Regions from separate parts of the Mus musculus genome. Here region 2 is linked to region 1. Evidence: chromatin loops called from intact Hi-C (ENCODE). Cell type or tissue: gastrocnemius. All regions are shown on one strand. Each heading gives the region's core, and the rest is flanking DNA. Links, peaks and the distances in the headings are about the cores only.

Region 1 (12,117 bases), core at 1,584-9,583:
CATCAGTTGGGTACCAGGCAAGCTTGGGGAAAGCAGCTCAGCGGGGTGATGCTTTTCTGCTTAATGAGATGGCGTCTTGGAGCTGCTGTGCTGCCCGCGGCAAGCAAGCAAGACGAACACTCATTCCCTGCCCGCCTCTCCACGAACACCTATTTGAGTAATTACCAAATATAACTTAATCCGTCTTGCAAGCCCTACAACTCTGAAAATAGAAGGCCTAAGGCCTCCCAGGACCACCCCTTTCCTCCAAGATGCCTGCCCTTTCTCATATGCAGATGAGACTCTCAAGAATCAGAAATGAGGAATACACCCGGGGGGAAGGCGAGTAGGGAAAGAACAGGAGACTCTGAGTGACAGCGGGCTTGAGGGATGCAGCCAAGGGTCTGCAGAGGATGTGACATTTGGGTCTAGCTCAATAGATCATGCTGGATTAAAGATGACAGGGTTGAGGGAAAAGGTATTCCCGACAGAAGCAAACGACAAGGCTTTCAACACAACAGATAGAAGACAAGAAGAACTGATGAGGGAGAGGGAGGAGTAGGCGGGGATGCAGAGACAGAAAAGATAAAGGAAAGAGGAGATGGGAGAGGAAATGGGAGGGCAGGACTGAATATGCCAGACTTCCCTGGCTACACTCAAAATGAGCTCTGACAATTGACTCAGCCACGGGGAATGTGTTGGCTTAATCTCGTAATTCACTGCACCAGTTCTTTGCACGACTTAAAATATATTTCTTTCCTTTTTCTTTGTTTTTTTTTTTTTTTTTTTTTTTTGGTTTGGTTTGGTTTGGTTTTTCGAGACAGGGTTTCTTTGTGTAGCCCTGGCTGTCCAGGAACTCACTCTATAGACCAGGCTGGCTTCGAACTCAGAAATCCGCCTGCCTCTGCCTCCCAAGTGCTGGGATCAAAGGCGTGCGCCACCACGCCTGGCTTTTAAAATATATTTCTGAACACATTAAAGGATTTGATCATTTATAGTCAGTGGACTATCAACTTACATTTATTAATTATAGTACCTTTTATGAGGCTAGAAATTTTAGGTTCCACAGAATAGGTTTATAATTAAAAAAAAAATTATGGTGGGGGGGGGGGCTGGGGTGTGTTATGTGTCACCATATGCATGTGGAGATCAGAGGACAACTTTTGGGAGTTGTTTCTCTCTGCTCACCATGCTGATTGCATGCTTGATTGAGTTCAAGGGGCAGTCTCTGAGACAAGCATCCTTGTCATCTGAGCCTCTTTGCCTAGCCATGGGCAACAGGATTAAGAGAGAGATGTGGTACCTCTTTAAATTTAGGACATCCCATTGGTTTACATGGAAACCAGGATGTATGAGGGGATCCTAGGCAAAGAGAAGACAAGAGAAACCCATGCAAGAGTGACAGAGGCCTGGATGCTAGGGACCATGGAAAGAATGCCAGAGGCAGAGACAAGCAAAGCTCAGGAGACAGCTCAACAGAACGGCCATGCAGATACAGCAGGTCCCGAAACGCTTTTACTCCTGCCTCCCGGTACGACCTGCACTGGTACCTAGACGCAACAGGGTTGGACTATTCGTGGCAGCTCAAGAAAGCAGCTCACAGGGGAGGATGCTGGCCCTTAAGATGTGGCATGCACAGAGGCTCTAGGACTGTAAGACAGCACTTTCCTGGATACTAGAATATCTGGTCCAGGAACTACAGGATACAATTAAGATGTTTCTCCTCTCCTTACGGTCTCCGGTACCCATGTTACAAACTTCAACTCCTCATCCTCACTCAGACTTAAGGCTCTGCTCACTGAGGTGAAATTTATGATCAACCTGTGACCTGATTATCTTCTTTTTGTAAGTAAATAAATGAGCAATCAATGTGTCTAATCTCTTCGGATGCCCAGCGCGTTGTGGAACGTGTGTGTTTGGCTGCACACGTTCTCCTGTTAGTTCAAAGGAGTCTGACTAAGGTCAATATTTGCTTGCTGAACTCTTTTGAAAATTTATCTCTGTCACTGTTTGCCTCTCAAGGCTTTGCCCTGTGTGGGAACCACCGCATGCACTGCCTGAATGCTTCACTGTTGCATCTGTGAGATCCTGCACACCTGTGTGCCCTCACCATGGGCTTATCTCATGTGGGCGAGCACGCCTTGGAGCTCCAGGTGATGAAGCCAATGAGAGTGTTGTTTAAGTGGCTGCCAGTCACCTCACCTGTAACATTGGGAGGGGGTCTCCTTCCCTCTAGGTGGAAGGCTGTCGTCAAAAGACAGGGGCTATAGACAGTTTCCCATCTCCTCCTCTCCTTAATGACTCCAGGACTTTGGATATTGTGTGTCATTGGTCAATTGCAGTAACTCTGGGCTGCATGAGATTGAAGGTTCTGCTTCATATCTTACCCTCCCCCAGACCTCAGGCCTCAATTCCTCCACAAAAGACTTCCACTGAGGAGCATCTGTGGGGTGAGATTTGCATTGTTATACAGAAATGCAAAACCTCAGGGTTGTGTTTTATCAAAATATAAGGGAGAGAAGGAATATGTGTGGTGGAGGTATAGTCAGGTATGGGGGAAGGGGTGTCTCTGCAGGTCCATGCTGAGGCATCGCTTGCTCCTGAAGGAACAGCCACACAGTATAGTATAGAATAGAGTTTATTTATAGACAGTATAGTATAGAATAGAGTTTATTTATAGACAGTATAGTATAGAATAGAGTTTATTTATAGACAGTATAGTATAGAATAGAGTTTATTTATAGACAGTATAGTATAGAATAGAGTTTATTTATAGACAGTATAGTATAGAATAGAGTTTATTTATAGACAGTATAGTATAGAATAGAGTTTACTTATAGACAGTATAGTATAGAATAGAGTTTATTTATAGACAGTATAGTATAGAATAGAGTTTATTTATAGACAGTATAGTATAGAATAGAGTTTACTTATAGACAGTATAGTATAGAATAGAGTTTATTTATAGACAGTATAGTATAGAATAGAGTTTATTTATAGACAGTATAGTATAGAATAGAGTATATTCACAGCATGGGGAGGGGAGTTGGGGGAGTAGAGGCAGAGAAAGGCAGAGAGAGAGAGAGAAGAGGACTAGAGGCAGGCCATAAGCACTTGGAGAGAGGAGGGGAGGGAAGTGGGGAGGGGAGGTTAGGAGCAAGAGGACGGACCAAGAAGACAAGAGAGCGAGGAGGGGCCAAGCAGCCCCTTTTATTGTGAGTCAGGCACACCTGACTTTTGCCAGGTAACTGTGGTTTAATTAAAAATGTCAAAATTAGAAAGAGGTGATGGTGGGGCAGGAATAGGGTCATCATGATCATTAGTTACTTCCCGATGACTCTGGGATGACATGTCTCTGGGAAACCTAGGAAAATGGGTATGGGGATGTGGGTCCAGTCTCAGGAGAGTCTCGGGACCTTTTTCTTGCTGTCCAGGGCCTATAGAACTATCTGTGGTCTGTGGACAGACAGGAAGGAGCAGGTCCTGTCGAAGCGTCTGTGTCTATGCAAAAGATTGGAGCATCTGTGGGTTGCTTCTCTGGAGCTATCCTGGATGTAGCAAACGTCTGGACTTGACAAGATGCTGAAACACACACACACACACACACACACACACACATTATAGGTAGAGAATAAAGTTAAGTACGTTTGGGAGAAAATTTTTTAGGTGTACATTTGAAACCCTTAGGTCTGGGGGTGTTGGGGGATTCGAGGGCCCAGGACAGGAATCCCATCCTCTGGAACAGGAAGGTGTACTTAACTGGGAGGAGTCCATTTGGTCCATGAGAGGTGGATCTGAGTGGGTTTCCTGGAGCTTATACATTTACAAAAGCGATAAATTTGTTAACAGCATGAACAGTCTTTCAGATGAGCTTAGGGAAGACATAAACCTTTCATGGAGCAGAAGAAGCAAGAAGGCTTTTTTCCTTCTGTCTAAGAAACTGGATATATATATAAATTTAGCAAAATGAGAAACAATTTTAAGTTTACATTTGAGAGACAAAGGACATTTGAAACCTTGACCTTGTGAATATAGTTGATGATATAGTTTATTGTGAGAAATACCTCAAGTCTATAGTTAAAAGGCAATCAAAGGAAACTTATGTTTGGGCTTGTGATCGCACAGTTGGATCATAGAGTGGAATATTAGAGTTAGGCTAACTTATAAGAACTAGGTTAGGCCAGTGGCATAGCAAGAAGAGGAAATATGAAGCATTTAGTCACTGAGTTTAGGTAAGGAAGTAACAGATTACATCTGTGGAAGCTTATATCTGAACTTGTGCATCGTTTATTGTGAAGCCGTGAGCAAGGAAAACCTGTCTGTCTTTGATAAGAAATCTGGCAGTCTTAGCTAGTAAACAAATTTATTAATCAGCAAACACAGTGGTGGATTACCTCAGGGTAAGGAGCGAGGTCTGTTTTCTAGCTCTCAAGCTACATTTACCTTAGCTGTCAATGGAGTCGGAAATCCAGGGAAAGATAAACTATAATCTAGGAGTCATGTATTAATTACATGACTCAGCAAGCCTTCCTGAGAGCTGCGTCTTTCCACAACAGAGAGGGCACGCCTATCCTACTTCCCCTGACCCCAGCCTTTAAATTCCCTACTTTTTGAACTTTCTCGAGTCAAGAAGCAACACTAGTGAAGGATTGGTGACCCGTCCAGCAGGTCCAGTTATTCGAGGGTCTTGAGGGGACCTTCTCCTATGAACCAAATGGGGGGAGAGAAAAGACAGACACCAAGTGTGAGGAACTACATGGAACTATTCTGAATAGCATCAAGGTGTCACTGTATTAGCAAGGCTCAAGGCTTAAATGCACAAGCAAAAGGGGAAGTACTTCTCAGCAGGAGGAATGGGGCAGCAGAAAAAGAGGAAGTACTTCTCAGCAGGAGAGATGGGGCAGCGGGAAATTTTTTCTTTTGGCGACTACATGGGGAAGCAGGAACTTGGTGGTATCAGGGTGTGGTCAGAACATCCGGAGCTGACTTTGGGCTGGAACAATCTGTGGTTGTTCTCGGAGCAATGTGTCGGTGGCCTGCTTTTGACCCCCTTTTCTTCTCGGGGGGGGGGGGGGGTGGGAGGGAGGCCCAATTCAGAGATCAGGACAATTGTGTTGTCTTAATAGCTCCCAACAGATTGGGTCTTGCTCATGCTTTTTCAAGAAGAGAGCCAGGCTCATTCCAGTTGACTTTAAGCATCTGCACCACAAAGAACAACATCATCAGAATGAAGAGACAGCTCACAGGAAGGGAAGCAACCTGGCAGGGGACAAGTATCCAAATATACAAAGAACTGCAAGAATGCTGGATGGTGGTGGTGCACACCCTTAATCCTAGAACTCAGGAGGCAAAGGCAGGCAGAACTCTTGATTTTGAGGCCAGCCTGGTCTAAAGAGTGAGTTCCAGGACAGCCAGAGCTACACAGAGAAACCAAGTCTAAATCAATCAATCAATCAGTCAGTCAGAAAAAAGAAAACCCCTCACAGTCTTGTCCATGGACAATCTAATGGAGGAATTTTCTCAATTGAGGTTCTCTTCCCCATAACTCTAGCCTCTGTCAAGCTGACAAAGAACTAGTCAGGGCAGGATGTATCATGAGACAGGAGGAGAGAGCCTAGAGAGGTGCTAAAGTAGACCGGGACGCTAACTGGGAGGGAAAAGCACTAGGTTGGGGGAACATGTGCAGGCAATGGAAGGAGATAAATGAGAACAGAGTCCAATGACATGCATGTGTGAAGATGCAATGGTACACTTTTCACACTGACTAGTGCGAACCTTTGAAAGGAAAAGAACCATTTCAATGGCAAGCCCCTTACACACATTGTAGGTATTTTCTTGTGAGAGGGAGAGTGCCAAAGCACAACTGAGAGACTTTAGAGATGGTGACACGGGCCAGTCCCCTGAGACACAAGACAAGGGTGGAGGTGTGTGTGTGTGGGGGGGGGGGGGGATCTTGGGTCAGCATCACCACCACCTGGAACGTCTATAAAATGTCACTTCTTAAGCCCAACACAGCCTTCCTGATTCAGATACTGTGGGAGTGAAGCCCAGAAACCCTCAGGTGAGTCTTCAGGTAAGACATATACATATATATATATATACATATATATATATATATATATATATATATATACATACATATATATATGCATATAGATATTGATATATAGATATATATCCAGTATAACTATCATTATAAGGCAGGTGGGTCCAAACATCTGTTCTCTGTGCCTAACCTGTCCATTTCACACTCAAAAGTAGGATCTGTGATGGTTTGTGACACTCCAGTTCTGAAACTGGGTTAGCACAGCACATGGACGACCTTCCCCACTACTGACCACAGGGAGGCAGCAGAGAGTCACATGAGAGTCCACACAGAGCAAGAAGACCCCGCCTGGACTCCATCACCCTGTAAACTGGTGTCACTTCAGAAGCTGTGCTCGAGTCCAGCCCTGTACGGGGATTTGATGACTCTCCTTGGGATCCAGGTTTCCATCCCAACACAGCAGAACTTTGGAATGAGCGTAAACCTAGAGGGCAACTTGCCCTGGCAAGGTGAGGTTGGGTTGCAAGCAGAAATTAGGAATTGTCAGAGGTCTTGGGGAGCCTCCAGCCTCATGAGGCAGTGGTTCTCTCCGATGATAGGATGAAAAGACGCTAGGGTTGGGGGAGGTGGATTAGCTAATAAAGTGTTAACCACACAACCACGAGGACCTGACTCAATCCCACCACTCACACAAAAAGAAAAATGAATAAATGAATACATGAATGAATGAACAAGCAAATATGTAGTCTTGGGCACATGGCTACAATCTTAGTACTGGGGAGGCAGAGACAAGAGGGCTTCCTGGGACTAGCTGGCCAGCCAGAAGGTACTAAGACATCTCTTTCCCTTATTCAAATTAGAAGGACATGCTCCTGGTTCCAGGTGCTGCTCAGGGGCTTGAGGGGGACAGCATCTGGAGCCCCCAGCAAGCCTAATCCTCGGGACAGTGCTCTGCTGCTCCAGGTGAGCCCTGTTTCTTGTCGATCAAACCTCTGAGAAAGCTAGGCTGATTCCAGCCCTAAAAACCCTGGCTCCAGACTGCTAATCAGAAACTGCCCCATCACCTGACCTTCAGCAAGGACAAAGGGCCAGCAGTTTCCAGCCTCCACACCAGGGGAATGGAATGTCCTTAGAGTTGAAGTAAGACAAAGCCCACCAACCCCGGGATTCCTCAGAAACAGCTTGCAGTCACCACGCCCTGGTAATGGTTTCGGAATGCCTAGAGATAAAGTAGACAAAGCCTGCCTTCCACAGAATTCCCCTAATGTGCTATAAACTGGGCCTGCAAGCTCACTTGGGGGGTGAGGATGCCTCTTTATCTTGGTAATGGGAGACCCCAGCATGCTGGACTTCTGCAGATTAAAAACACTCTTTGCATTTACATACTATTTAAGACTGGGGCATCATTCTTCAGTCAATCGCGGAACCTTACTTCCCAACCAAGATCACTGAGGAAAAAGATTTTGACGGGCAGTGGTGGCGATCGCCTTTAATCCCAGCACTTGGGAGGCAGAGGCAGGCAGATTTCTGAGTTCGAGGCCAGCCTGTTCTACAGTTAGTTCCAGGATAGCCAGGGCTACACAGAGAACCCTGACTCGGGGGGAGGGGGAGGGATGGGTAACGAAAAAAAAAAATGATTTCGTTATTTTGTTAAGGTGGAAAAAAATTAATGGAATGTAAGGTTTTAAATATAAGAGAGAGAGAGAGAGAGAGAGAGAGAGAGAGAGAGAGAGAGAGAGAGAGACCTGTTCATTTCTCGATCCTTCTGGTGTTTTGTAATGAGGTGGCATCTTATCGGGGGGGGGGGGGGGGGGCATGCTGAGGATCCCGCCCCCAGTACCAGCCATACGCCTGGTCTAGTATAAAATGAAGTTTATTTGGGGCACGAGAAGGGGGGTGAGAATTGAGTGGAGGCAGAGAAAGCGAGGGGACAGAGCACAGAAAGAGAGAGAGAAAGGGTGGGTGGGAGCCAGGCAGGAACATGGAGGGAGGGCAGAGAGACGGAGTGGAGGAGGAAGAGGAGAGAGAGGAGAGGAAGAAGAGGAAGGCGGAGGGGGAAGAAGAAAAGAGAAGACAGGGAAGGCGAACAGTCCTTTTGCAAGCCAGGCTCACACCTGGCTGATGGTAGGTAACTGCTGGGCGGAGCCTAGAAGAAATGCATGCAGGGCCAAATTCTTTACCTCAGGACTGGGTCCACTCAAAGTTTTCTGTCACCCTCAAATCTTTGACTTATTTAAACTATACTTTTCCCAGTCACTTGTGAAACTAAAGGTTTAAAGAGGCACGGAGAAGTGAGGCTATCAACAAAGGTTAGATGAAGGGCTGTACCTGAGCCAACCCTTATCCAGGCACTGCTCCACTCTTCTCCCTGACACCTCCCACTGGCCTGTCTGGAGCTGAGCAAACACTCAGTTTCTGACCACTCAGGGCCACAATCCTAGACCTTCCTCCCACGGAGTGCCTCCCTGAGCGAGCAAACGCAAGGCTCCTGTTTGTTCCAGTGGACACCTGAAGCAGGGTCCCCAGTTCCCCATCCCCGCCAGTTAGTAAACCCAGGTGGGCTTCAATAAATCAAGCCCATATAAATAGAAGAGACAGGTGAAAAACGGAAGGGGGTGGTGTCCAAAAACGGTTAAAGGAAAATCGTCGAACATGGAACAAAAAGGGAAAGGATGACTATGATGAAGAGGAGAAAATTAAAGAGCGGACCTGGGATGGAGGGTGGGGGAGGGGTCCGACGGGTGGGAATCCCCGAAAGAAGAGCAATGAGGTTTCATCACTGGGAGGTATTGTCACACCCCAGTAACTACCTGGTCAACCTGGTCATGTGTGTTGGGAGCGGGGTGCACAGAAGCGCATATGATGTATATTACTGTGTGACAACAAACGAAAAAGAATCTTAAACAATAATCCTAAAGTTTTCCAGAAAAGAAAATAAATAAAACCAAAGGTGTAAACAAAGAAAACAGGGGGAGGGTTATACAATGTATACAAGTGTACAGCTAAATATTTGGGACGTTAACTATGATGGATTTTAGCCAGGCCGGGCAGTGGTGACTCATGCCTTTAATCCCAGCACTCGGGAGGCAGAGGCAGGTAGATTTCTGAGATCGAAGCCAGCCTGGTCTACAGAGTGAGTTCCAAGACAGCCAGGGCTACACAGAGAAACCCTGTCTCAAAAAAAAAACAAAAATTTAAAAAAACCAAACTATTTTAGATTTTAACCAAGTGTAAGTTATTCCCTGTTGATCTCCAGTGCTATGACCTGTGTCAGACACACACAGCAACTTTGAATTGTTGGAGCATTGTGAAATAAAGAGTTGGATGTGAGGTGGATGCTCACAGTCATCCATTGGACTGAGCACAGGGTCCCCAAGGCAGGAGCTAGAGAAAGGTCTGACGGAACTGAAGAAGTTTGCAGCCCGGTAGGAGGAACAACAATATGAACCAACCAGAGCTTCTGGGGTCTAAGCCACCAGCTAAGGAATACACATGGTAGCGGATAAGTGCGGAAGATACATTTGAAACAAAGTGTCAGACTTAACTGGAAGGTTCACTGCTTCCATCCTGAATGCCAGCTGTGCAAGTTCATTACGTTGGTTGTATAGTCTTTGGGTCTGGTCAGTTTTGGTATGTATTTTTACATGTATTTCCAAGTTTTTTAAAATAAAATAATAAAGTAAAAAGATTAGCAGAAAGTACTCATGTTGGTAAATGCTGAGAAACAAAATTTACCTGAAAGTATGAAAATAAAACAAAGCAGCCTATGGGGCACTCTGTGGCCAGACTCTGCTCTTAAAGGAAGGACTGTGCTTTTCCTGGGGTTCATGAGTGCATAGTTTTCCCTCACTTTACTTTCTTCACAGCTGTCTTAGTCCGGGTTTCTATTCCTGCACAGACATCGGGAACAAGAAGCAAGTTGGAAGGAAAGGGTTTATTCGGCTTACACTTCCACATTGCTGTTCATCACCAAGGAAGTCAGGACTGGAACTCAAGCAGGTCAGGAAGCAGGAGCTGATGCAGAGGCCATGGAGGGATGTTCTTTACTGGCTCGCTTCCTCTGGCTTGCTCAGCCTGCTCTCTTATAGAACCAAGAGTACCAGCTCAGGGATGGCACCACCCACAAGGAGCCTTTCCCCCCTGATCACTAATTGAGAAAATGCCTTACAGCAGGATCTCATGGAGGCATTTCCTCAACTGAAGCTCCTTTCTCTGTGATAACTCCAGCCTGTGTCAAGTTGACACACAAAACCAGCCAGTACAATGTCCAACTCTTTTTTTTTTTCTGTAAATTAGATATTTTCTTTATTTACATTTCAAGTGTGGTTCCCTTTCCTAGTTTCCCCTCTGAAAACCCCCTATCCCATTCTCCCTCCCCCTGCTCACCAACCCACCCACTCCTGCTTCCTGGCCCAGGCATTCCCCTACACTGGGGCATCAAGCCTTCTCAGGACAAAGGGCCTCTCCTCTTATTGATGCCCGACAAGGCTAGCCTCTGCTACATATGTGGCTGGAGCCACGGGAGCTGAGAGTTCTACATCTTCATCTGAAGGCTGCTAGTGGAAGACTGGCTCCCAGGCAGCTAGGACAAGGCTATTAAAGCCCACACCCACAGTGACATACCTACTCCAACAAGGCCATACCTCCCAACAGTGCCACTCCCTGGGCCGAACATATACAAACCATCACTCCTTCCTCTCCACACCCTCTCCAACATTGTCGTATTTGTTGATGATAGACATTCTCACTGGGGTGAGGTGGTATTTCAAAGTAGTTTTAGTCTGCATTTCCCTGATGACCTGGGACATGGAATACTTTTTTTTTTTTTGGGTGGGGGGCGCATTGGTCATTTATTTGTCTTTTTTGAATGCTGTCTATTCAGTTCACTTCCCCATTCATCAATTGGCCATCTTATTTCCTTGGGACTTGATTTCTGCAATACTTTGTACACTCTAGGCATTAGCTGGGCCTCAAGGATAGCTGGTTAAGATCGCTCCCTTTCTCTGGCCTATGTGCTTTGCTGATGGCTCCCTTGGCTACACAGAAACTTTCTATTTTGATGGAACCCCATCTGTTGATATGTGGGGCTAATTTCTGTTCTATTGTGTCCTACTAAAAATGTTGTGCCTACCCGAGTATCTTGAAACATACCCCCTCTCTTTTCTTTTGAAATTTTCAGTACTTCCATTTCCGTTACAATAGTCTTTCTGTAGTATCGGAAATGAACAATGAAACAAATTCATCAGAATGTGGGTTTTGACTAAAGATTTAAACAAACAAAAAACGTCTTAACTGCAGGGGAGAGGAAGGAGAGGAACGGGAACAAGGGCACAGGCAAGCAGAGCTGTCATTTGTTCCTATGACAGATAAATGGCAGTATGCATACAGCATCTAGAGTGAATCTCCTAACCGTGGGAGGCAGACCCACATGGGGTCAGATAGCTGAATGCAGAGGGTGGTGAACAATTTGGTCACAGTTAAAAGTTTCTGAATGTATAAGCAACGCTTAACTCAAAATCAGACGTGTAGTGAATCTGGGTGTTTCCGTGTTAGCTCAAGCAACTTCACTGTAGCTGTTTTCCTGAATACACAATGTGCAAACTTAGTACTGCGCATGTCCTCAGTACCACGTGAATCTTACAAACTGCCTGAAGCACCGTCACTCACACGGAGACCATATGCTATGAGCTGCAGTGTCTCTTTTATTTATTTTTATTTTTTAAAAGATTTATTTATTATTATATGTAAGTACACTATAGCTGTCTTCAGACACACCAGAAGAGGACATCAGATCTCATTACAGATGGTTGTGAGCCACCATGTGGTTGCTGGGATTTGAACTCAGGACCTTTGGAAGAGCAGTCAGTGCTTTTACCTGCTGAGCCATCTCACCAGCCCTGCAGTGCTTCTACTAAGGGTTAATTGTGAGAAACGAAAGCCTACTATTTTTCTGTCACCCTTCCTCACACTAACATGTCTGTGAATTGTACTAGGTTAGAATGCTTGGTTTTAAACATTGTTTGTAGGCCCCACAAGATGGGACTTGCCACCAAACCCGATAACATGAGTTCCCTCCCTGGATAACACGAGTT
Region 2 (8,000 bases), core at 1-8,000, 440 kb before region 1:
TGAGATTTTTCGGGAAGACAATGTTTGGTACATCTCAAGGCTTGAAGGGGGAGACGGTTTTCTCCCACTGGAAGAGTTTAAGGAGTCACATTCTGAAGCTGTGTCTGGCACTTCCCTGAATGACACAGACAAAGGTGATACTTTAGAGCTACGTGTTATTAACGTAACAGCAAATATTCTACCAAATCAACTTCCGTTCGTTATTTAGTATAAAAAAGAGATTATATATGTATAAATATATGTAAGACTTGAAAAGCTTTCCTTTAATATAGCCTGTCATCTCCCCACCTCGAGTGTGTGTGTGTGTGTGTGTGTGTGTGTGTGTGTGTACTGTGGGTGTATGTATTTGTGTGGCTATCTGTGTGTGTGCAAGAGCAGGCCAATCTTCCTTGACAGCTATCCATGCTATTTTAGAGACAGGGTCTCTAAACAAATCTAGAACTCGAGAATTCATGTAGGCTGACTGGCTAATGAGCTAGAGATCTATGTGTGTCCAGTCCTTCTGCCGCTGGATTTAAGACTCGTGGTTATACACAGCTCTTACACTGGTTCCAGGGATCCAAACTCTGTTCATGCTCACGCAGGCACTGTATTGTCTGAGCCACTCTCCAGACTTAGGATAATTTATAACAATCAAGCAAAGTAATTAAGCTATGCCTTCTTTAACTTTCAGGGAGATGAAAATGTTTGAGTTTTGAATTTTCTTAAGCCTTTTTGACTTTTGCTCTCCTTCAATACTACTTTTCTTTCTGAACCACAAAACTGCCAGTATATGTTTGAAAAGATGGAATTTTAATCACTTCCTTTAATGTTTAGTTATGAGCTTGATGAAATATAACTTTCTGAGGAAAAGGATGAGGAACTATGAACACTGCACTAAAATCAAAGCTCTGCCAGTGCTCCCCACTGCTGAGCTGTCTCCCCAGCCCCTGGCTTCTGTCTTTTTAAATGTGCATTCTTTCTACAGCCTGTATCCTTTGGAAATCATACACAACATTTGCATGATTTTCTCTGTAGCAACCTGTAGCTAAATACATGTAAGTTTTACAAGAAGATATGTGTTTAAAGAAAAAAGACAGACAACTCTGGTGACGGCTTGTGAGTGTCTATGAATGGAGTATGGACAGAAAGGTCCGCTTAACAGTAGAAGCAATTACTAGGAGAGCAGCCGAGGCGTTCCCTGAAGTCAGATTCCTCTCGTATTTATAACCTGCTGCGAAGTTTTGACAAGCTATGTGAAATGAGAACTTAACTAACTTTCCATGATGGAAAGATTCTGTGGGCCAGGGCAGCTCTGGTGTCCCCTACCATCTTCCAGAAACCACAGGAAAACAACTTAGAGGTAAAGCCATCCTGCTGCTGGCTGTGGTCATACTACAAAGACACATAAATAACATGCTAATCATAATTAGCTCCCTGTGGGAAGGTGCATTAAACCCATACTTGCAATGAGATGCAAACGTCAATTGTTTCCTTGAGAACAGGCCCCAAAGACTGTCTGCTAATTAAAAAATAACTCTCACTAGGCAGTGAGATGATTATGGGAAAAGTGATCTGATGTTAATGTCACAAGAGCCATGTGGCAGGAGCCACGCAGACTGCCGTCCACACTACTAACATGTGGCAAAATCAGAAAGCAACAGAGTCCGTCTGTTACCAGCAGCACTGAGATGTGCGCTCCCGACAGCCGTGGCCGCACGGTGCACTGACACCTCACAGAAGGAACTGCATGCTGCTAGACTCATGGTGGCAAAGGAATTAGTCATGAAGTTCATCTGATTTTATCATTCCCTCCATTAGCTTCTCAACATTTTCTTAAGCCCTGGGCAAACGAAACTGCCTTTAGAAACTGAAAACAAACCGACCTTATGCTTAGAGTGGTACAGAAATAAGACCTCAGTGATATAAGCACAAAGAACTGAATTCTACCACAAAGGGGACTCCAGATCTCACATAAGAATCAGCTGGGCCAGCACCTTGATTTTAGCCTCTAATACTCTGAGCAGAAAACCCACTCAGGCCAGATGCACGTCAGATATACAGAACTGGGGTCCACAAACAGGTGTCATGTGAAGACACTGAGTCTGTGGCATGCACAAAATACACTGTGGCACTCCTGCCACTCTACGCTCCATGTCCCCCCTCAGCCCCACTCAGACCCACACTCCGCACTTATGACGATAAACGCCAATACCATTGTTTCTCAGCAGTGAAGTAGATAGCCTCCTCCTCCTCTTCGTTCCGATACAGAGCAGGGCAACTTGACACAGACAGGATGTCTGGATCTGGGGAAGGCAACGAGTGCTGGGGATGCTGCGGATGGTGAGGGTGCCGAGGGTGGGCTGCCAGAGGAGCATGAGCAGGAAGCTGAGCTCGCTGAGACTGTGGGGAGGATGGCACGATGCTGCGACGAGAGCGGCATAAACTACTGCTTCTGGCTAAAGATCCTGCAGGTTTAGCCACGGTCCCTGAAAAATACAAACCAATGAAAATGCTCATAGCCACCAATGTCCCTTAACTGTCTTCTCCCAAACGTATACACGAGAACTGATGTAAAATATCGGTTTAATGTTTATTCAAGCAACTACATCAACAAATGCCCTTCTCTACAACCAATGGAAAAATTATTACAAATGTATTAAAATGGTAACAGAAGTAAAACTAAAATAAATGAACACCAATGTAGTTTTGCTATAAAAAAAATCTAACACTATTAAAAAGAACTTAAACTGCTATTCAAAATAACCCTTAGATTTAAAGTCTCTATCACACACTTAGAAGAAATGATAAATGTTTATGAACACTCATACTGGATCAGGAGGAAAAACACTGTATAAAGTATCAATGGATAGTCTTGACGTATCACAACCTATCTGACCTTTAAGAAGGTTTAAATGAAGACTACACAGTCTCTCAGCTGAAACCAAAGCTTGCTTCCTGAACACAGGTCCTCAGGAAGCCTGTGTCTTAGGTCTCCCTGTGTCTACTGCCTATCTAAGACCCATGCAGGTGGAACAAAAGAATGGTCCTCTGTTTCTTTTCCTACACTAAAGCAGCCCAAGAACAACCTTCTCAAGCTAGCTCGTCATGCATGCGGCATCCTTCCTGTGCCACAGCACCAGGAAAGGAGCACGCCTTCATTAAATGGGCTCAGACAGCAGCAGGCCTCAGGCTGCACACCAATGCTCTCTTCCCCAGGACTCAGCTCTAGCCAACCCATCCAATCATCATCACAGTGAATGAGTTTATTTCTAGGATCCAGCTGACACTCAATCAATCAAGAGTTTTGACCTTTCCTGTCTGCTCTGACCTTTTGTCTTGCCAATTACATTATGAAGAAACCACAAAGCAAGAAATGAAATAATTCTCCTACTAATCAGAAATTAGAGATTACCTAAAGAGAAACCACACTAATTTGACTGAGGATAAATTTCTCACCAGGAACTTGAAAACACTTTGGAGAGTATACAGAATGAAATTAATCTACACCGTTATCTAGTTAAACTGTTACTTTTCAGTAAAAGTGTCAATAAGGATATTTTCTTCTAATTTGCTTAACAAAATACTAATCAATGCTATATTTTCAAAAAAGAACAAAAAAGGAAAGAAAGTGAAACAGAATGATAAGCAGGTAATTATTTCTAAATAATGAATGCAAATGTAACAAAATGATGGCTATGAGTGACAGCCCACATATCAGAACACAGCAGACAAGACTAACACCAAATGAAGAGTTTCTAAATCACATTATGTTAAGCCCCTAAGTGGTGAGAGTGTGATAGAAGGGGATAGGGAAGACAGAGGGAAGCAGAGTGGGACAACAAACCTTGTAAGAGCCTCAGGATAAAACAGATGAGGGAAGCAGGCTGCACATTTGCATTACATATCCCCAAACTATTGATGAAGTGAGTTTAGGAACAGTGCAGTATTGTTTCGTATTCATCCAGGCTACAGAACTAATCATGCCAAGTGTGAGTGAGGAGACAGAAGCAGGACTCATAAACACTGAGTATGCAAACAAACAAAACCCCTTTGAAGGCAATTTGGCCATGAGATCCTTGCCTAATGATCAAAAATCATTCAAAGGGTCCAGAGAAATTCTTAGAGCTGTGCATAATGTATAACATAACAATTTGTGTTTCTACTATTGTTTTTAAAAGAAAAATATACAAGGAATCTCAGTGGGAAAGGAGAGAGCCCATGTTACTAAGTATATAAACAAGCTTCGGTTGTCTCATGTTAAACAATCACAGTAAATCTAACTTGGATAAGCACAGAAAAGCTCTGAAGCACATTTTGAGCAAAGAAGTTGAAAAATGATATCTATAATTTGATGATACTTATGTAGGTGGTGTAAGTATGCAGCAATGGTATATATTAGATATTACATATGTAGAGGAAGCATGTTCTAATGGGCTTTAGAAAAGCACAACTTTAGAAGAGGGAAAGAGAGATGATATGGTTCATTTCAGAAAAACAAGTAAGACAACCTGTTTACTTTTGTAGTGGATGGGCACAGGCTTCAGTGACCTTAAGAATGTTCAAAGGGCTTTATGAGAAGTTTGGAATACATTACTACTACATTCTACTCTGAAAGGATTTAGCAGATACTTAAAACCTGGGGAAGGAGGAGTAATTCCATCCTCTATTCATCAACTAACAGTTTCTGGGGTTTCTTCATGTAAAACTACAGACAGTCTTATTATGTGTATTAGACTCTCTTCCTTTGCGATTTACCTTCAATAAGTGTGCTTACTGGGCATTGTTTCAAGCATAAGGAACACATAGCCAATAAAGAGATCCTTAAATGAAGCACCTTCATCCTACCATAGTACACTTCAGGCTAACAGCCTTTGTTTTATAAAGTTCAGGACTTACAAAGCAAAATGGAGCACCCTACGTGGCCACTAGGTGGAGGCACAGCTCTCCAATTCTATGAGCGATCAGATTAATTTCTAAAACTTCCTATAACATTTCAAACCAGCTCTTGTACTTTTTCACACTTACAAGTATAAATGTCTATGTATATTACCACAGTTATTTAAAACATATGCCAATTATTCACATTTAGTGTATCTTCTTTTAATGGATCAAAAAAAAGTAAATAAAAATAAAGTTTTGCCATTTCCAAACTCCCAAAAGTGCTTCTAAAAAGGCAAGAAAAAGATTTAACTAAAGAAATTGATCTTCCTCAAGCACAATTATGATTCTCAACAATTACATATTTTAAAGAAAAACTATTTTTAAAAGGCTTAGTTTTCAAATAAATATGCACTTATGATTTCAGTGTTATATAAGAGCACATATATAAGCCAATAAGCAAATAGACAAATTCAAATTGCAAGCCAGCTTGAATACAGACGCAACTCAACCATCACCAGCTCATAGTCCAGACAAGGAGACAAATGAGGTCTCCTGCTTCCAGTGTTCCCCAAACTTACAAGCCAATGCTCTCCCTGGGAGAGTTACTGCCTCCTCACCCCACTATGCCAGTAACAGACTCAAAGCCAGGGAAAAGACAAAAGCGGTCCCACTGACCGGGAGTTATCTGTCAGATTAAGAGCTGGATTTGATCACAACTCTCTTGTATAATCAGAACTGTTCTAACAGTCTCAGGAAAGCTGCAACATTGAACAGAAAAGGCCAAACTGGAAATTCTCAGATAAGATGGCTTGACTGTCATCAAAATCTAATAGTTTGAGATGTCAGTCAACCAAGAACTAAGCTAACAGAGTTAGTTCTCCACTCTTCAGAGCTTCATTCTATTGACATGATAAAAAAAAGAAGTCCTAAGTATTGGAAAAATAGACCAGGCAAGCGGTAATAAGGGTAAAGAATAATTTCTAATATAAAAACCTGTAAACTGAAAACATCTGTAACTGCAGAAAGTCAGGAGTTCAAGCATTCAAATTTTATCTTACCAAGATTGTTCTCTACAAAGTAAAACACAAAAGCAGAGCACGCAACACTACGCAATATTAACACACACAAAAGCAGAGCACGCAACACTACGCAATATTAACACACAAATATTAATAACAAATATTAATACAAAAGCTCCCTTCCGAAGGACTCACATTCTAGAAAAACATTACGCTGGCGTACAAGTACAGTCCTAATACTCAGAAGGCTAAGGCAGGAGGCTAGCCTGAGCTACACAGCAAGGCTCATCTTAAAACAACTAGCACATCTTACGTGCATGCATATATGTTTGATACATACACATATACAGATCACATCTAAGTTTTCATAAACAAGCACAGTTGAATTTTGCTGAAGACAGAAAGACTTAGTTCTCCATGAGTTAAGCAGAACAGGGCAACACTATTAATAAAAGAATGCACTGAAAAGCAAAACAAAAATATTACCAAAAAAAAAAAAAAAAAAAGGAAAGAAAGAAAGAAAAGCCTTGGGAATGGGACAAACCATAAGCTGACAGAAGAGTCAAGCACTGACTACAGCAGAGCCAGCATCCAAACCCAGCTCCCAACACTTCCTTCTCCTGCAGTTTTCCCTCAGAGTTCAGCATGTCACTGATATAACCATCAGCAGTCATAAAGCTGTACTCCCCTTTCTGATGTGACTCTCTCAGTTTAACTTAATGGTAAGTAATGCTTAAAAGCAAAGCCCTACCATGAGTTAATATGACGACTGTTGAAATATAAATGTGATAAGTTATATAAATTAAGTATCCATACTTCTTGATCAGGTAGATTTCTAAGACAGAATATATAACACACATACAAAGAATATATGTGAGAATGTATGGGGAAAAGAGAAAAATATGTTAAAAAGTAGCAAAGAAGAATGTATTTTTCCCCTTAAGTTTCAAAGTCCATCACTCCTAAAAGGTCGTGTCACGTACCTACTTTAAAAACCAAACCTAAAGGGATCTGCAACCCTATAGGTGGAACAACATTATGAACTAACCAGTACCCCGGAGCTCTTGACTCTAGCTGCATATGTATCAAAAGATGGCCTAGTCGGCCATCACTGGAAAGAGAGGCCCATTGGACTTGCAAACTTTATATGCCCCAGTACAGGGGAACGCCAGGGCCAAAAACAATGGGAATGAGTGGGTAGGAAAGTGGGGGAGGAGGGTATGGGGGACTTTTGAGATAGCATTGGAAATGTAATTGAGGAAAATATGTAATAAAAAAATAAATTAAAAAAAAAGAAATGTAAATGAAGAAAATACCTAATAAAAAATAAGTTAAAAACAAAAAAAAAACAAAAAAAACCAAAGCAGCGCTTGAACTCTTTACTGAACACTCACCTGGAAACTGTGGCACGATTGGGGGTGTGTCTTCATCGAGGTCATCAACTCCTCCAGCAATAGGGTAGGGTGGAATGGAGACTCTAGGCATCACCACCCAGCTGTGGTCAGAGTACAGAGAGGAGGTGAGACTGGGGAGCCCAGAGTTGTGAGCTATCTGAAAGCCACAGATCTTCTCAATCTGCTGCCAGCGAAAAAGCCGTTCTCGCAAGCACGTGGTCAGCTCAGAGAGGGCTTTCCTGAAAAGTCAACGGGTGAATTACTTATCGGACTGAAGCCTTCAATATGACAGTAAAATTAAAACAACAGGACGAGACCGCAGAACCTGACTGATGAGAGGAAGAAATTATCCAATCTCCGAATCAGTATCAATTATGTCATTACACATGCTTCACTGATTAAATACACATATCTACATAGTACATGCACACAGCTGAGCATAGACAGACAGACAGACAGCACAGCATTCTCACTTGGCTTCCAGAATCTTGTGGTCTACTTCGTCCAGGGAGGAGCTGTGTGCAACGTGCAGGGTCCCAAAGACTGTGCTTCTCTTCTTTTTAATTTTTTCTGCCTAGACCCAAAAGGTAAAGAATAAAGCTAGGTTCAGGAAAATGACTACTTCTATAACCAGCGAAGTTGATCCTGGTTTTGACTCTATTAATCATAAAACCAGTAGAAAATTATCAGCCAAGATACAGACATGTTTTCAAAATCGGAAAAC

What was found. Hi-C counts contacts between places; a loop is a spot of excess contacts. Peaks named below come from ENCODE experiments on the same cell type or tissue, not always from the same donor. Only the 100,000 strongest peaks of a DNase experiment are listed, where the experiment ranks them.
Region 2: it touches region 1 in a loop (3-fold over the local background); 18 of 42 quality-filtered maps call a loop at or near these places.

What each region holds. Positions count from the first base shown.
Region 1 is chr5:53,666,770-53,678,886 of GRCm38, reverse strand. No RefSeq gene overlaps it. Among named protein-coding and RNA genes, the nearest start is that of Cckar, 35 kb to the left of the region's middle. In gastrocnemius, for the core only: a CTCF peak has its summit at 6,326 (motif pointing right); a DNase peak (open chromatin) is centred at 6,328.
Region 2 is chr5:54,110,387-54,118,386 of GRCm38, reverse strand. It overlaps Stim2 (stromal interaction molecule 2), which reads right to left. Exons shown (of 12, transcript NM_001081103.2): 9 at 7,750-7,850; 10 at 7,277-7,515; 11 at 2,195-2,468; 12 at 1-115. Among named protein-coding and RNA genes, the nearest start is that of Stim2, 120 kb to the right of the region's middle. In gastrocnemius, for the core only: a CTCF peak has its summit at 4,905 (motif pointing right); a DNase peak (open chromatin) is centred at 4,909; H3K27ac peaks cover 3,339 bases.